2 separate regions of the Homo sapiens genome follow, and region 1 is linked to region 2. A link is an interaction called in ENCODE POLR2A ChIA-PET data of the cell type or tissue named here. Cell type or tissue: MCF 10A. All regions are shown on one strand. Links, peaks and the distances in the headings refer to the core of each region. The heading gives the core; the rest is flanking DNA.

Region 1 (5,384 bases), core at 242-5,241, 420 kb after region 2:
GATCACTTGAGGTCAGGAGTTCAAGACCAGCCTGGCCAATGTGGCGACACCCCGTCTCTACTAAAAATACAAAAAATTAGCCGGGTGTGGTGGCGGGCACCTGTACTCCCAGCTACCTGGGAGACTGAGGCAGGAGAATGGCGTGAACCCGGGAGGCAGAGCTTGCGGTGAGCTGAGATAACGCCACTGCACTTCAGCCTGGGCGACAGAGTGAGACTCCATCTCAAAAAAACATTAGCTGGGCATGGTTGTGGGCACCCGTAATCCCAGCTACTCGGGAGTCTGAGACAGGAGAATAGCTTGAACCCAGGAAGTGGAGGTTGCAGTGAGCCAAGATCATACCATTGCACTAGCCTGGGTGACAGAGCGAGACTCTGTCTCAAAAAAAAAAAAAAAAAAAAAAGCACATAGCAGAACTTAGCAGAGATCATCACTCATAGTAAATACACTAAATGCTCAGTATATGGTAGTAAGACTGATTGCGATGATTTTTGTAGCCCCTGACACTTGCTTTCTCCTTAGTCTTCTATTTTAAAGAACACAAGAAACATGATTTGTCCCTGCTCTCCTAGAAAGGGGAAACTTGGAGGCTCAGCAGCTTTTCTCGCCATGACTCTTGCTGTGATTGCATTTTGAGTAGGGAACGTGTAAAATTCATTATCCAAACCCGGCTACTTTGGAGAGTGAAATGGAGTGTGAATGCGATGGGACACCAGGGCAATAGGCATAAACCGGGACTCTCCCAGGAACACTGGGAGTTTGGTTACCCTAATTATGGGACTATTCAAGAAACTGAAATTCTAAACCTTCTTCCTGTTTCAAAGTCTGAAGCTCAACTGGAGGCTAAGGTGATAATTTTCTCAGAAGTCTATTCCTGTATCTCCAGAAGAATAGGAGATAATTGCACTTGCTATTTTATCTTATACTTGCCATTTTACCCAGAAACTATTTTTAAAAAATGAGTCACAACAAGAAAGCATTATTGCTACTTTTATATTCCTTTGTCAAAAACCTTGGCTGGGTCGTCAGGACCCTGGATCCATTGCCCTGCTTGGATTATCACAATCCTCGTCCAAGTTATACCACTTACACAACCAGGCAGCTGGTTCTAGGGACCTCTGAGACCTCTAAGGGTTTAGAATTGTTTTTAATCTCCTGGAGTATTATTATGTAATAATGTCAGTGGTGTTATCTTTTCTAAACTCAGATTTTGCCTCCTTTTGGAAGTAGAGTTCAATCTAGGTTGTGAGCAACACACTACTCCTGAAAGCACCATGAAGGAATGAATAGTACCCTTACTCATCCTTATTTGGAATGTTTTATGTGCCAGACACTATAATTTCATGTAATCCCCACAGCAAACCTCTGTGGTAGGTACTGTCATCATCTGGAAAGAGGGGTCACTGAGACACAGAGAGAAGGTAAATGACTAATCAAGGTCTTACGACTAGTAAGCTGAAGCATGGCTTTAAATGGAGAGAGTGTGACTTCTCTGGCCATGTTCTAAACTCTGAGCCATTCAACAAAGTCGGGTGGCCTGAAGGAGGGGAAGAGGCCTCTACATTTCCACCACCACATTACAGGAAACAAAATTTATTTTGATCTTAGAAGCTGAAATAGTCATTTGCATGGCCCATACCCTCAAAGTGCTACCTTCTGGCCTAGGGGGTAAATGAGAACAAAACTTGTCGTGAGAAGGATAAACAGCCACAGGGTATGTTTTAACACATAGCCCTCTGAAGAATGCTGTTTCCATTGTGTAACTGGAAAGATCTGGAATATCAATATTATTTTGATTTCTCTCTGTGCTCATTGGGAACTCATTTCAAGGGCTCACCAATCTGTGTTGCAGACCAACATGTGATCCAACTTTCAACTAACATGGCATTTTCTATCAGGCTTCTTAGCAGTTCACACTTACTATTTTGCAGCTCATTCAAGGGCTATGATAATTACCTTGTCAAAGACTGAAAAATAGTTTCTAATCAACTCACACATTTTATCCTATGGAAAGAAATTCAAGGAAGTTACAATTAATGCTAACCCAGATAATTTGCTTCAAGGAAATAATTAAAAACAGGAGTTAAATTGACTTGAATTATATTGCTAAGTAAAATTCTTATAAAATGTAAAATAAATGGGTCTGAGTTTTGAATTTTAATTTTTGCAGAGTCAACTTTATTAACAGGTTAAAAAAATTCATGAAACATCAGCTATTGAACTCAATTTTCCAGATTTCTTTAGTCACTTGATTTGCTTCAGTCATAGTACCAATACTGTCTTTTATTCTGTTGATGAAAAGAGTCAAACTCTGTAAAATATTTGAAGGGATTTATTCTGAGCCAAATATGAGTGACTAATGGCCCATGACAGAGCCCTGGCTCTCCTAGAAAGGAGAGAATTGGAGGCTCAGCAGCTTCTCTCCATGACTCAGAAGATCCTGAGGACATGTACCCAGGGTAGTTGGGCTACAGCTCGGTTTTACACATTTTAGACATAAGACATCAATCAATACATGTAAGATACATGTCATCAATACATTTTAGTGAGACATAAGACATAAGTGAGACATAAGACATAAGTGAGACATAAGACATAAGACATCAATCAATACATGTAAGATATACACTGGTTCCTTCCAGAAAAGCAGGACACCTGGAAGGAGGGGAGCCTTCCAGGTCATAAGCAGATTCAAAGATTTCCTTATTGGCAATTGGTTGAAAGAGTTATTATCTAAAGACCTGAAATCAATAGAAAAGAGTGTCTGGGTTAAGATAAGGGATTGTAGAGACCAAGTTCCTTATCATGCAGATGAAGCCTCCAGGTAGCAGGCTTCAGAGAGAATAGATTGTAAATGTTTCTTTTCAGACTTAAAAAGTCTTTTCTATCAGTCTTAAGGTCTCTGTTTTAATGTTAGTGCTGGTCATCTGTGCCTGAATTCTAAAAGGAGGAAGGCATAATGAGGCATGTCTGACCCGCACTTCGCAGTACGTCCTGAACTAGTTTTTTGGATTAACTTTGGAATGCCCTTGGCTGAGGGTAGGGCCCATCAGTCACTTGGGGGTCTTAGAATTTTATTTTTGGTTTATAATTTTTTTGTTCAAAGCTGTTAGTTTTAAACTTCTAACCAAACTTGTGGTTATGTTTTATTTATTCATTCATTCACTTACATACTTTTTTTAGCTAACCTTTTTTTTTGGCATCTAATGACCTCAATTTACAAATTCATTCTTTCCGCAGATATTTGTGAACCAGACATTTTTCTAGGGGCTGGAGATAAAGTAGTGAATAAAAGTGAAAATTTTCTGCTCTCAAGTAGTTTGCAGCATAAGGGGAAAAGAAAGGAAGAAATGAGAAACAAATGGACAAATAAGATAATGCCAGATGATGACCAATGCTGCAAAGCCATAACAAGGGTGAGATGATGAAGAGTTGGAGAGTTAACAGGAGGAGGTTGCTTAAGTTCGAGTGGTCTGAGAGGCCTCTCAAGAAGAATTAGGGTGGAATTCAGTCATGGGAATACTTGTACCAAGGCCATGTGGGACTGAGGGAGAAGCAGGTCCCAGGCCTTGAGCATCTGCTATCTGCCAGGGCTGTCTGGGAGACGGATGATTCAAAGTTGCACAAGAACAGCCGTGGTCTTTGCCCTTGTGAAGTTTATTGTCTGCAGGAAAATAAAGTCCTGCCTCCAAGGAAGTCCTGATTGGTTGAGAAAATAGATATGTAAGTCACTGTAATATAGAAAAATTCTCCTAGTAGGTACCAACATGAAAGCAGAAAGAAGGGAATGATCCAGTTTCCCTGGTGTTAAATTATGTTTAGCCCAAAGCTGCCTCCTTACATATTTGAAGTTTAGATTAATGGTTTCTCTGTATGTAGTGAACTGTAACCTAACTGGATGTGTAAACAGACTGTCACTTACTCCTGTGCCAATCACCAACTTTTGGCCAAAGGCAGACAACTGTTCAAACTTCATTCAAATAAGGCAAAAGCCAAACTGTAATCAACCCAGCTGTTCTGTACCTCACTTCCGTTTTCTGTACATCACTTTCCTTTTTCTGTTCATAAATCCTTTCCAATCACATGGCCACATGGAGTCTCTCTGAATCTATTCTAGTTGGTGGGTGGCGGGGACTACCCGATTCATGAATCATTCTTTGCCCAATGAAACTTTGTTAAATTGTACTTGTCAATGGGTTTTTCTCTCGACATTGGGTAGAGCAATGGGTGAGAGGAGACCTTCTAGGGGAATTTGCCTGGGGATAGTGAGTCACATTGCTGGCTTCCTAAAGCAGGTGTACAATCTACCATGAGTTGCTGTTTTCAGTCATAGAGAAAGATATTCTCCTTGTGCTTCTGCCTAGTTTTCCCTTAACAGGCCCACAAGGGTGTCAGTGATTTCTGTGTCTTAGGCACCATTTCTCATTGTGATCTCTACACAGCAGGTTGTGGTGTGCCCAGAGCTTCTGCAAGCTGCCCGTATCTGCAAGCTGCCCATATCTTTGTCTTTAAACCAGAATCCTTTCTTGAAAACAAATGAGCTTTCCCTAAACCCTGTAATTCGACTACAAATGCAATATTCAAATAGCCTGTAATTGGAATATAAATAACTTCTAATAGGCCATGTAAATGAGGGTGTTAATGTATTATGAATCAGCTGAGGAAAATAGCAAGGACTGTATTCTCTTCCCTCTTCACTCTCCCTCCAGCCTGGAGTTCCATTCAGTGAGTGTTTCACTGAAAACATACCACCTCCTTCCTTCCCTCACTAAGCACAAGAGACCCAGAGTCCCTGCCATTTAATCATGGATTTGGCAGATGGTTTTGTTATTTGTCAAATAAATCTCATTCTATCAATTACTTGTGAGAATCTTCAGACAGGAGATCCTTCAGTTCCATGCAGGCTTGTAAATGTCCCTGCTCAGAAATACAATTTGAGGAAAGCTCTTAAGGCACCAAGAGGAAGTGAGTACATGAGAATCTCCTGGTTGGGACTGATCCCAATCTCAGATCAAGGAGTGAAGGGAGGGAAAAACACTGATAGTAGGTGGAGAATAGGAATTGTTTTTCTTTTTTCCTCCTTTTCTAATATAAGGGAAGCTGGGAGGAATCTCTTGGCCTCCCTGAAGTTCAAAGGTCACTGATATGAGGCACATGAATAGGAGAAAAGGCATACACATTTATTTAATGTGTATACACAGGAGCCTTCAGAATGAAGACCCAAAGACACAGGGGGAATTGTTCATCTTTAGGCTTAGGTTCAACAAAGTATGCACAGCCATGTAGAAATAGGACTAGACACAAAGGGTATGATCTAATGCTGATAGACTGAGTGGGGAAACCCAGCAAAGCCTGTGTGTCTAGATCCTGCTTGGCCTCTATGA
Region 2 (5,384 bases), core at 284-5,283:
TGGCCAACAAACGTATACAAAAATGCTCAACATCACTAATGATCAGGGAATGCAAATCTTAAAACCACAACGTGATTCCACCTTACTCTTGCAAGAATGGCCATAATAAAAAAAATAAAAAATAAATAGATGTTGGCGTGGATGCGATGAAAAGGGAACACTTTTATGCTGCTGGTGGGAATGTAAACTAATACAACCACTCTGGAAAACAGTGTGGAGATTCTTTAAAGAACTAAAAGTAGAACTGCCATTTGACCCAGCAATCTCACTACTGGGTATCTACTGAGAGGAAAAGAAGTCATTATACGAAAAAGATACTTGCATATGCATGTTTATAGCAGCAAAATTCGCAATTGCAAAAATGTGGAACCAACCCAAATGCCCATCAATCAATGAGTGGATAAAGAAACTGTGGTATATATATACGATAGAATACTACTCATCCATAAAACGAATGAATTAATGGCATTCACAGCAACCTGGGTGGGATTAGAGACTATTAATCTAAGTGAAGTAACTCAGGAATGGAAAACCAAACATCATATATTCTTACTTATAAGTGGGAGCTGAGCTATGAGGATGCAAAGGCATAAGAATGACACAATGGACTTTGGGGACTCTGGGGGAAAGGGTGGGAAGGAGGTGAGGGATAAAAGACTGCAAATTGGGTTTAGTGTATACTGCTAGGGTGACAGGTGCACCAAAATCTCACAAATCACCACTAAGGAACTTGCTCATGTAACCAAACACCGCCTATTCTCCAAAAATCTATGGCAATAAAAAATTTAAATAAATATATGGTTGGTAACATTTGACCATATGTATAGGAGAGGCACCTGACAACCATAACTGAAGCATGCCCTGAGAATGACCGCATTGTCTAAGAAGAATGTGTGTTTGGAGTCCCAAGCTAAGGAATCTGAGAGTGGCCAACCTGGAGTTTCACTTCTTATCCATGAGGGACATTCGAATCCCTGGCCCATCCCTTGGAACACAGGCCATACAGGGAATCAAGGCCTTTAGTTTTGGGTTAAATGGAGGTTGCCAGGTGGAGGGTGCTAAGTAAAAATGCTATATAACTGCATGCTTTTTATAAACAGTAGTGGTCTTCCTGTGTAGTCTGCTATCACTGGACTGCCCCATATGTAAGTCCCCCCAATAAACCCTATGTCTCGTTGGCTGGCTTCAGGTCTCTTCTTTGGCCTCTGGACATGGTACTATCCCTGCTGGAGTCAATAGGGATCTGGCATGACACCATATGACACCTATCATAGCCCACAGGACATGAAATTTGAAAGACATTTCTACTCTTGCAGCTCATTGTTTTTGATGGCATGTGCCAACTAAGTACTGACATGCCACTTGGGGATGAGTGAGGAGGCTGCCCCACCCTTGTGACTCCATGGTGTGAGCACCTCCTGCCTCCTGCCTTTCACCTCCACTGCTTGGCCTCTTCAAAACCCTCTCCATCCAACCTGCTCCTGTCAAATATGTCTCTTGTCAGACTGAGCAATGTCAGACTGAGAGCATTTATTTCATGGGCAGGAAGCCAGAGTGGCTGCTGTGATGTCTGACTGCACGTGTGGTGCAAGCACACAGGGGAAGGGGGCCTTAGATTTTCTCAGGTCAAGGAGGACCATGCGGCCTGGCCTTCTCCACTTAGCGCTGCATGAGCTCACTGGGCTGGCATCAGAAAGCCCTTCCAAAACAGGAAGATACAAGATAAAACCTCCAAGAGAGCAAGGGAGGAGAGTGATGCTCCCTCTGGGAAGAATGCACCAAGCCAGAAATAAACACCTTCATGAAAAATATTTTAAAAGTTAAGCTCAAAATTGTTTTTTAAATGCAGCTTTACTGAAAAAACTATAAGCTCAGAGTCTCTGCTGGGGCAAGGATAAACAAAGCACGGTTCTTTCCAACAGGAAGCCCTCAGTCTAGCAGGACAGGTAAATCAGGCGAGTGATTTATTTTAAAAGAGAAAGACAAGGGAAATGAACATTTACTGAGTGTCTACTTCATGGCAAAGCTTGGAGCAGACTATATTACACACACATACACACACACACACAAATTCACACACATCTCATTTTATTCCACTTTACAGAGGAGAAAACAAAAGCTCATAGATTTCAATGGTGTCAAAAGTTACACGGAAGTAGCCAACTTTTTACTGTATGGCAAACATACCTGCTAGCAACAGCTTAGCTTGAGCAACACCCTGAGAGTTACCCTATGGTTTAAGAGGAATGCGTGTTCAGAGTTCCAAGCTAAGGAATCCAGGAGTGGCCAACCAGAGATTCATTCCTTATCTATGAGGAACATCTGAGCCCACGGCCTGTCCCATGGAATGTGGGCTGTCCTGGGGAGTCAGACCCTTTGTTTTGGGTTAAGTGAAGGTTTCCAGGTGAAGGGTAAGTGAAAATGGTACATAAATTGCATGCTTTCTGAAGGTGGTCTCCGTGCTCCTGTCCAGCCTGCCACCACTGGAACACTCTGCATGTAAGTTCTTCTCAATAAACCCTATGTCTCATTTGCTGACTCTTGAGTCTCTCCTTCAGCCTCTTGAACCTGGTGCCATCTCTACTGAAGTGAATAGGGGTCTGGTACGACAATATTCAAATCTAGTTCTCACTCCAAAGCATGTAATTCCAAAGCCCACACTATTCCTACATTATGATGCCTATTTCACTTCATTTGTCTGACTCATAGGAACCTGTTTAACCTCCTTGTTAAATAGAACATTATAAGAAATGCTGCCATACCTTAACACAGCAGAGTACTATATAAATTCAGATGGCATTATTGTAACATATCTTTCATTCAGTTGTCTGTGAAGAACAGATAGTAGTTTATATATTTGTGAAACTCAGCATTAAGATTTTGATATTAAAAAGACAGGGAAGGATACTCTGTGATAAATACGAATTAGGTCACATCATTCTATGCTTGGTTATGCTGAACAACACGGCACTGAAAAAACAGAGAATACCTGTAAGATTATTTCTTCTAAAGGAGAACCTAAAGGTAAACCTAGAACTTGGATGACTCTACAAATAAGGGCCCTGGAAATCTACAGGGCGTCTTCCCTTTCTAATTTTAAAAATATAACAATCGTGTTTACTATATCTATTGTGAAATACAATTACAGGGTACTATGTAAGATGCTAAGGGGTGGATAAATCTCAGAATAAATAAATAAAAGTAACTTTCCATGGACTGAGGGAGACGGTCACCATGCAGTACGCCACAGTTCCAGGGCATGACTGTAGAGCAGGGAAAAGTACTGCAAAGACACCAATCTTTCTTTGATGTGTGTCCCTTTCTTCCCTTTGAGTTGGGTTCCTGCTGATCCTGAGGGAACCCCTCTTGCTGCTCCTCTGCTTGACCATCTCAGCGCCTCCTTAGAGCTCCAGCTGACTCTCATCCTGCTCCCCCATGCAGGGCTGGTTACATGATTTGTGGATCCCAGTGCAAAATGAAACAAGTATAAAAATAGGTCGGATGCAGGAGGTGGAGCTTGCAGTGAGCTGAGATTGCACCACTGCACTCCAGCCTGGGCGACAGAGTGAGACTCCTTCTCAAAAAAAAAAAAAAAAAAAAAAAAAAAAATAGGTCAGGTGCAGTGGCTCACAGCTGTAATCCTAACACTTTGGGATGCAGAGGCGGGAGGATCACTTGAGGCCAGGAGTTTGAGTCCAGCATGGATAACATAGCAAGACCCCTGGGCACGGTGGTGCATGCCTGTAGTCCTAGCTACTTGGGAGGCCAAGGCAGGAGGATCTTGAGCCCAGGAGTTCAAGGTTGCAGTGAGCTATGATCACGCCACTGTACTCCACCATGGGCGACAAAGCAAAATCCTGTCTCTAAAAACAAACAAAAAAAAAAAAAGAAAGAAAGAAAGAAAGAAGAAAAGAGAAGAAAAGTATAAAAATAGACAACTGCAGATTCCAGACTGAAATACTGATGGGTAGAGGAACGCTTTTCCATGATATACCCACAGCACCTTATCAAAAAGTTACAATCAGACGCCTGTTCCTGCTTTAACTTTTTTCTTCCACAGCACATTTCACCTTCACACTGGTTGCTCACTTTTTGGCTTTAATGCCTGTCTTTTCCTGGATTAAAAACTTGATGAGGCAGGGATGTTTTTCTGTTTTGGACATTGATATATCTTCAGTGGGTAGAGCACTGCTGGCACATAATAGGCATTCAAATATAAAACACCTGAATCATACAAATGGAGAACACATGTGAAAACTAGCTGATATAGCAAACTGAATGGCTAGAAAACTTTACACAATAATAAGGGAATGAATTTCCTCAGGGTCATGAAACACATTGATCTGAAATTCATGGAAATAACTCTAATTATTTATTATTTTAGATTCTAGAGAATGAGTATCAGCTGGTTGTAGACAATGAATATTAGCTATAAGGGTGAAGATGATCCCTTATAAAAATGACTGCATTTAGGCCAGGCGTGGTGGCTCACGCCTGTAATCCCAGCACTTTGGGAGGCTGAGGCAGGTGGATCATGAGGTCAGGAGTTCGAGACCAGCCTGGCCAACATAGTGAAACCTCGTCTCTACTAAAAATACAAAAAATTAGCCGGGTGTGGTGGCGGGTGCCTGTAGTCCCAGCCACTTGGGAGGCTGAGGCAGAAGAATTGTTTGAACCTGGGAGGCGGAGGTTGCAGTGAGCCAAGATTGTGCCACTACACTCCAGCCTGGGCAACAGAGCAAGATTCCATCTCAAAAAATAAATAAATAAATAAAATAAAGGCTGCATTTAATATTTGATATCTCTAGAAAACAGTTGACTGAAAGTCATCCAGGTTCTGATTCTAATGGATTACACTATGTCATTAATTGTTTCCATAATTCAGAACAACAAAAGAATAGCATTTTTATATTAACAGAAAATGTTTGCCTTCTATAAAATGAATGGAGGGATACAAAGTTATAGAGAACTGCAAGAACAGATGAGAGATTTACTGAATATCGTTGGAGCAGTTAGAGGAGTTCACAATAGTCCTTACATTCATTACAATAGTTAACTTACCCCCATATCCATATAGATAAGCCCTGGAAGAGTATTCAGTAGTAGATGGACTACTGAAATGAAAACACTCGTCATCAACTTAAAAAAAAATTGTGGTGAAATAAACCTAACAAAAATTGTACCATGTTAACAATTTTAAAGTGTACATTTCAGTAGCATTAAATATATATTTATGCAACCAATCTCCAGAACTTTTTCATCTTGCAAAACTGAAACTGTATCCACTGAACAACAACTCCCCCTTTCCCTATTCGCCAGCCCCTGGAAACCACTGTTGGATTTTCTGTCTCTATAAGTTTGACTTCTCCAGGTGCCTCATGTAA

What was found. Peaks named below come from ENCODE experiments on the same cell type or tissue, not always from the same donor. Only the 100,000 strongest peaks of a DNase experiment are listed, where the experiment ranks them.
Region 1: POLR2A ChIA-PET joins it to region 2 with 5 read pairs; 3 of 35 experiments call an interaction of 5 or more read pairs at or near these places.

Annotation. Positions count from the first base shown.
Region 1 is chr13:33,635,759-33,641,142 of GRCh38, forward strand. It overlaps a transcript of STARD13 not described here. Among named protein-coding and RNA genes, the nearest start is that of RFC3, 180 kb to the right of the region's middle. RefSeq lists enhancers at 1,370-1,619, 3,956-4,095. In MCF 10A, for the core only: no CTCF peak of the experiment used is centred there; DNase peaks (open chromatin) are centred at 2,413, 3,603 and 4,263.
Region 2 is chr13:33,215,939-33,221,322 of GRCh38, forward strand. The region is part of intron 1 of STARD13 (StAR related lipid transfer domain containing 13); the gene reads right to left. Among named protein-coding and RNA genes, the nearest start is that of STARD13-AS, 59 kb to the right of the region's middle. In MCF 10A, for the core only: no CTCF peak of the experiment used is centred there; a DNase peak (open chromatin) is centred at 2,263.